Linked DNA regions of Homo sapiens: region 2 is linked to region 1. The links are chromatin contacts, found by Hi-C or POLR2A ChIA-PET in ENCODE. All regions are on one chromosome and are shown on one strand. The core of a region is the stretch at or near the end of the contact, and the rest is flanking DNA. Distances in the headings are between cores, read along the strand shown. Region 1 overlaps SGMS1 (sphingomyelin synthase 1). Region 2 overlaps SGMS1 (sphingomyelin synthase 1).

What was found. Hi-C counts contacts between places; a loop is a spot of excess contacts on that map. ChIA-PET counts read pairs that join two places held with the same protein, here RNA polymerase II (POLR2A). Pooled maps may share reads with other maps.
Region 2: a loop to region 1 is called in a pooled map, with 4 times the contacts of the local background. The contact joins two enhancer-like sites. A Hi-C loop is called at or near these places in 2 of 168 maps with a recorded cell type or tissue (MCF 10A and PC-9) and 6 of 50 pooled maps. POLR2A ChIA-PET finds 5 or more read pairs at or near these places in 2 of 52 experiments (HEK293T and T-cell).

What each region holds. Positions count from the first base shown.
Region 1 is chr10:50,420,729-50,424,417 of GRCh38, reverse strand. All of the region lies in intron 6 of SGMS1 (sphingomyelin synthase 1), which reads left to right. Among named protein-coding and RNA genes, the nearest start is that of ASAH2, 170 kb to the right of the region's middle. Within about 2 kb of position 2,011, at least 2 of the 41 ENCODE cell types and tissues checked have a DNase peak (open chromatin) inside an H3K27ac peak, as active enhancers do.
Region 2 is chr10:50,574,122-50,577,810 of GRCh38, reverse strand. All of the region lies in intron 2 of SGMS1 (sphingomyelin synthase 1), which reads left to right. Among named protein-coding and RNA genes, the nearest start is that of SGMS1, 48 kb to the left of the region's middle. Within about 2 kb of position 1,779, at least 4 of the 41 ENCODE cell types and tissues checked have a DNase peak (open chromatin) inside an H3K27ac peak, as active enhancers do.

The DNA.
Region 1 (3,689 bases), core at 762-3,261:
ACAGGCAAAAGACACTTTTTATGAAGATACTATTGATAAATCATTGATTTTCAAATGATCTTCATGTAAGTACAAGCATCAGGTAGCTTAAAGCCTACCTAGAGAAATATTTTTCTTTATTCAGCCATAGAGAAGTACCTTCTTTTAAGAAATAGAAAGTTAAATCTGGCTAGTGACTGTGACTGCCCTCTAGTTCCTTCACGTTTTAGGTATTTACATGGAGTCTGATACATTCGCTCTCAATCTTCTCATCTGTGAGCCCACCCCTATCTAGCTGCTCTTTGTATTAGACACAATAGTCCCAGCTTTCAGGTCAGACAAACATGGCTGTACAGCTGGCTCTGACTTGTCTTGATGATTTACCTTGGACATATATAGCATTCTTGACTCCCTGTTTCTTTGCGCGTTCAGTGTAGTTGTTAATATCTGCCTTGCAGTGTTGTATGTGGATTAAATGTAAAATAATGTGTATGAAATGAAAGCTGCTGTCATTAGTAGGTACTCGGTAAATGGATTAAATTGAGCATGTTTTTCTTGTTCTAAATGGAATTTCAAATACATTTTCCTTTAGGAACAATGTCATGAATGGAGTTTGAGTACAGTATTAGAAATATTATTCAGCATTATATTTCATTGACATATAATTTCATTAAATTATGAGTTAAACAGGTTTTTAAGGACTGGCCAGAGAAGCTGGCCTCTACGCTAGAGACATCTTGTGTCAAGTGAAATGTATTCCAAGTGTTATATAAGAGTTCGTGCACTTAGTTTTTTTTTTTCCCATGCCACCTTGTCTAAGAAGAGTTCATTGACTTTTGACTCTAGAAGTGAACTTTTAGAATGTAATTTATTACCTGGTTGAGGATGGCTTGGAATTTCTTGATAGGTGATGATGTGTTTGGGGCAAACCAGACCTTCCTTCTGCTTCTGAGAATTAAACCCGTTTTCTTCTAGAGAACTTACTGCTCCTCTCACCAATCCAACCAGGTGGTCCTAGTATAGACCAGCCAGTCTGTATGGGTACATGGCCCCAAACTGGACCAGTGAGTTTTTCTGGCAATTTTTAAAATTACAACTGTGAAAGGAGGAATTGTCTCTCTTGGATGCAGAGCTAAATTAAGTGGGAAAAGGCACACTTTAGGAATGAAGAATAAAGCCAATGATAAAACACCAGAAGCAAAGATGCTATCTTGTCCTGGTGCAATTCGTGTTGAGCTGATCCTAGTGCCCAGCTGCCCCTGTGGCTTTCCCGTTGCTGGGATATTTAGAGCCAATGTGGCTCACCTTGCTTTTGCCTGTGATGCCTCAAGTGCCATTTTTGTTACCTGCAAGTTAAACACTGCTGACTAATTCATTTGCTTGTTTATACTTGGAGTAGTTATTTAGAAAGTCAGTGCTTTTGTCATGGGCAATTTTAATAAAGTATTTAGTTGCATAGCAGGACAGACACAGCCTTTTGAGAACAGTGGTAGTGTTTTTTTCCCCATCTGTCATCAAAGCAGAAATATGCTAATGCTAATCAAAGGATACCAGTGAATGAATGTGTGTGCGGGTGGTAACGGCTCTTTTGACAGAGGCTTGCTCTAATGCAAATGTAAAACTTTTATATACCTATGATGTCATATAATGCAAATGCCATATAATAAATGTATACCTATGACAGTTCTAGGATTTATGAATTGTCTTGAAGAACTGTCCTTTGCTACCATTATGGTTAGGAGCACCTGTTGGTAAATAGATGTTTGTGGTTGAGAGTGATGTTTACATTTAAGGAGGAATTGGTACTTTGGCAAGATTATCAAATATGTATCTATGTGTTCCTTACTTGAAAGGGAAGATCGAATGACTTGTTGCTTCTGTTCTCCACAGTGGATTCGTGTTTGGGGAACTGGGATTTTACATGAAAACTCTGTTTTGTAAACTCCACTTCCTTTTAGGAAGTATCAGATTTGCTGTCTCAGTAGCATTCTGTATTGTTGGAACATGCCACAAAGAGCACAGAAACGCATCTGCTGCTTGGGTTCTGCTTGCCAACTGGTTTGAACAGCTATAATATTTGTTTATTCTTGATGTGTCAGCAGTCAAAGGGAACGTTTTCTTTTCTCCTTTGTGGCTGTTATATAACTTAAGCATCATTATATTCACAACAATGACTATTTATGCAGAATCTGCTAGGCCCTGGGGGATACAGATGCTCGGAAACACGTCTACCTCAGATGGATTTCCACTGTCTGCTGAGAGTGAAAGGTCAGGGATCTCAAAAAGAAGGAAGGATGCTAAGATCCTATGTTAGTTGTGAAATGGAAGTATAAAGAATAAGATCTGTAGGTATTTGGAGGAGAGGAGAGATTCCCCAGGGCTTTTGCCAGTGACAAAAGTTCTAGGAGAAGAAAGGGTTTCAGTGGTCTGGAATGGGATATGTACTAAAAAGAATGCAAGAAGGTTGTCAGGCAGGGGGCATGGTGTGAGCCTAGTGCTTTGAATGAAACTCTGTCACCTTAGCTGGTAACCACCCAGCAGCTGAGAGGCCTGGACTAAAGAGCACCAACATGGGAGCCACCTGCATGGGTCCCTTTGGGGCAGCCTCTCCACCAGGGATGAGCATGGCTCCCAACTACAATGTGAAAGTTAAGAATTTTTAGACCCTCGAGTGTACATGGCACACTCGGAGGCCCCCACCGTCTCCACTACATAGGCCAGGGAGCACAGGCAGAGATAAAGAGACCCATGGGCCACCATCTTATTAGGGTCCAGTGTGTTATCCAAATATGTTTCCTAAGGGGAGCTTTAATTGGTAGGTTTAAAGCAAGCAGGTGCTAGTTCCAGGAGGTCCTGTTGTGACTGAGAGGTGGTCAGTTTAAATTTGCAAGCAAATGTCTGAACGGTCTGTTTAAGGAAGTGGTGGGAAAGTGAGGAGCCCAGCCTGCTAGGCAGGACTTGGGTCTCTTCAGTTTTATTTCCTGCCACCAGTGGGAGCCATTCAGGTGGGGAATGGAATTTGAAACTGTCAAGGGTGACTGAGCCCTGATTCTGAGAAAGTTAAACCTATATTTAAAGTGGATGTCAAGGCAACATAAAATGGTAAGCACTCACTATCCCTAGGTATGGTGGTAGTAATGTGCCCTCAGCTTTAGGGGAACAAGGAGTGGACCAGCGGGTTATTTGGCAGAGGGTTTTTAAGATCGGGGTTGCAGAGGTAGAGGCAAGGCTTTGAGTGCCTATAAATGTCATGGCACTGGACCCGTAGTTTCACCGTCACTTTTTTTTGATAACTATATGTTGAGAATCCGTGTACTTTAAATTTTAATTTTAGACAACAAAGGCATCCTAGAACCAGTTATCCTGTTCTCTTGTGGGAATGTTCTAACCACATTGGTCATTGTGTTGTTCTTATTTCTGAAGCATAAGGATTATTGGAAACATCTTTCAAGTGCTTTGAGTTATGATTGCAGCCAAACATATTTATGAAGCCTTCCTTCTTCCTGGAGAGAACACCTACTCTGAATGTTAAGCTTGGCTGGATCCTAAACAATACTAACAAACTAGATCATCTCTCTTTCCTGTCTGTGCTGCCTTTCCCTTTCTCCATCATAGATCTCAAAGTATCTCTCTGTGTCCACACACACACAAACACAATTGTATTTTTTAGACTGCAGTGTTAAGTTTATGGAGTTGTTCATATACACTTA
Region 2 (3,689 bases), core at 530-3,029, 150 kb before region 1:
CCTCTCTGCTTTCATGCTGATTGCTATGGAAGCTTGCCCAAGATACTTCCCCTTGCATGTGCAGGGCTGTGTGCAAAACAGAGAAATTGCTTTCCACTTAAAAGCGTTGGCCTGTTATTACTCTATGAACCTTTGAGGAAATCAGATTCAGAGGTTTCCTAAATATAGAAAGTTCCTTTCTCTCTTGTTATTAAAGCCACAAACAATCTAGGGGTAATTTTTTATATTATTTTGAGGTTGCATTAAAATTAAGAGGAAGGACAGTACTGCAGAGATGCCTGGTTGTTTGTTGGGTTTCTTAAAAGGACTAAATATGAATAAATTACGAATTCTTGCACGTTAGGAAAGGGACCTTTTGTTGTTGTTGTTGTTTAATTAGCTACTCCTGCCTTTCTCTATACTTTTTTTATGTCTTCTTCATGCTCTCCAAATCTGTCTTCTTGTTCCTAATGTATATGGTAGTGAAATGAACTGTAGGAGCTATGTCCATTAAAGACATAGACAAGGGTTTTTATTGCTAAGAGGGAACCATGCAGAAGATGACAAATTAACTGACCATCACCCAGATTGGGTTTTCCTGAGCTGTGTCATCCCCGTTGATCATCACAGTTGTTGCCTCTGCCACAAGTGCACTTTTAAAGCTCCAGCCCAAGCAAGTTACCCCTAGCTTAACGGAAGCAGCCTGAGTCTTCCAAAAGACTCCTCTGAATTCTGAGGGCCAGCCAAAGAAACTAAACCTTTTTTATGAAAAGGAAAACTATCACTGTTCTTTGTAGATACTACCAGTTTCTGATCTTGCCTAGAACTAGTTCACTCCCAGGGCTTTAAGTCCCAGCTCTATGCAGTATTTATAGATGACAGGATAAAAGAGCCAAGGAAGAGCCAAATACTTACAGTTTCCAAGTGGATTTAGATTATTTGCCCATAGGACAACCATTGTTTCACATTCTTTTCTTTTGCCACCATGGTGTTGGCACTTAGCATGTGGTAATTATAATTTGGATTCTTTAACACACTTCTATTGGCAGAAGCTTATGTATATACATGTGGTGCAATGGGTGACATCAAAAGTGCTCTCCGGAAATAAGGGTTGCACTTATGACATAGATGATTTTCTGATTCAAAAAATTTGTGAGCTATTATGAGACAGACAACAGCTTTGTCATTAGTCATTTGAGATTGTTATGAATAGGCCCCTCATCTGGTTGAGAATTCACGTGCCCAGCTTTTCTATGGGAAAAATTGTTCTTCAGACAGAGCATGAATGAAATATTCTATCTATTATGGGACTCCCCCTGCTTTTGGAGGGGGATGAGAAGAAAGGGTGGCATTTATGGAATTTGGCTATTCTGCCAAAAGGGGCGTGCTCCTCCAGTGGCAGCTGTGGTGGCTGCTGGGAGGAAAGTGGGGACAAGGGTGACTCTGAGATGAGTGTACTCGATCAGGGGCTTCAGAGGTTGCTGGCTTTTCACAAGAGACCTCAGTATATGATGCCTGTGTGGAGGTCACAGTTATGACATTCTCTGAGAGATTTACTGTTGGGTCTATAATGAGGATGAACTGGCCATTGTGTTTAAAGAAGTTGGGTCTCACCTGCAGGGTGAGCTGCCTCAGCACATCCATTACCTGTCTTCTCAGTGGGTACCTCATGGATCAGAAGCTGGGGCCGAGTAATACAGTGTTAGGTGGTTGGTGTGGTTCCCATCTCCTGCTTGACTTTTGCTGGGAAAGTGTCTGTAGGTTCCACTCTCTCTAACATGGGAAGTGATGCCAGAGGGAAAGGAAGAGGCAAGGCAGATGCCGCTGAGGTTGGTGCTGTAGTGGACATAGCTCAGGCAGGATGTGAATGGGGCTAGGGCTCTGGGAGTAAAACAGCTCTGGGAAGATCAGAAACATGTGTTAACATGAACAGTTATACTTCTTTCCTTTATTTCTGTTTTGATTTTCTGTGGAACTTAAAAAGCCTTTCAGAAGGTATTGGAAATGTATTTATGCTTGGGCCATAGCTTTCTTGCTTTTGTTTTTTCCCTAGCCTTATTGAGATATAATTTGTATACAAAAACCTTCACATAATTAATGTATACAATTTGATGAGTTTGGACATATGTATACACTTGTATTGTATTACCACCACCACAGTCGAGATAATAAACATATCTATCACCTCCAAAAGTTTCCTGTGTCCTTTGTGTGTGGGGGGAGGAGGGTGACGGGGGTAAGAACACTTAATGTGAGATATACCCTCTTTTTAAAGTTTATTTATTTTTGAAACAGCATCTCACTGTCGCCCAGGTTGGAATGCAGTGGCACCATCATAGCTCACTGCAGCCTGGAACTCCTGGGGTCAAGGGATCCTCCTGCCTCAGCTTCCCAAGTAACTACAGGTGTGCACCACCATGCCTGGCTAATTTTTTTATTTTATAGAGATGGGGTCTTGCTAGGCTGCCTAGGCTGGTCTCGAACTCCTGGCCTCATGTGATCCACCCACCATAGCCTTATAAAGCGTTGGAATTGTAGGCGTGAGCCACTGTGCCTGGCCCAGATATACCTTCTTAAATTTTTAAGTGCATAATGTCTTATTGTTAACTATAGGCACTATATTGTACACTATGTTGTACTATGTATGGAACTTACTCATTTTGTTTTGTATGTAACTTCATATCTATAGAACAACAGCTGCCCATATCCACCCCCGTTCCCTGGTAATCATGTAGTATTTGTCCTTCTGTGACTGACTTATTTCACTTAACATAACGTCTTCCACGTCTATGTTGTTTCACATGGTTGAATTTTCCTCTTTTTTAAGGCTGAGTAATACTTTGTTTTATATATATATATATATATATACACCACATTTTCCTTTTAAAATGTTTATTCTTTTAATTGACATATAATAATTACATGTACTTATGGGATACATAGTGAGATTTCAATACATATGATGTGGTGTGATCAGATCAGGGTAATTAGCATATTCATCATCGGAAACATTTGTCATTTCTTTGTGTTGGAAACATTCAACATCTTCCTACGGTACCACATTTTTCTTTATCCATTCATCTGTTGATGGACCTCTGTATTGTTTCCATATCATGGCTGTTGTGAATAATGTTGTGATAAACATGAGCATGCAGGTATCTCCTCAAGATCCTGATTTCAGTTCTTTTGGATATATACCCACAAGTGGGATCACTGGGTCATATGGTAGTTTTTAACTTTTTGAGAAATTTCTATCTTGCTTTCTATAGCAGTTGCAATTTACATTCCCACCAGTAGTGTGCAAGGGTTCCAACTTCTCCCTGACCTTACTAGCACTTGTTATCTTTTGTCTTTTAAATAATAGCCATTCTCACAGGTGTGAGGTGATATCTCATTGTGGTTTTGATTTGCATTTCCCTGATGATTAGTGATGTTGAGCATTTGGTCATAAACCTCTTGGCTACTTGGATGTCTTCTTTGGAGATATGTCTGTTCAATGCTCATTTTTAAATTGGGTTATTTGTTTTTATTGCTATTGAGTTTTTGGAGTTCTTTATATGTAATAGATGTTAATCTTTTTTCAGATATAAGGTTTGCAAATATTTCCCCCATTCCATAGGTTGCCTTTTCACTCCGTTGATTCTTTTCTTTGCTGTATACCATATCTATTTTTGCTTTTCTTACCTGTGCTTTTGGTGTTATATCCAAGG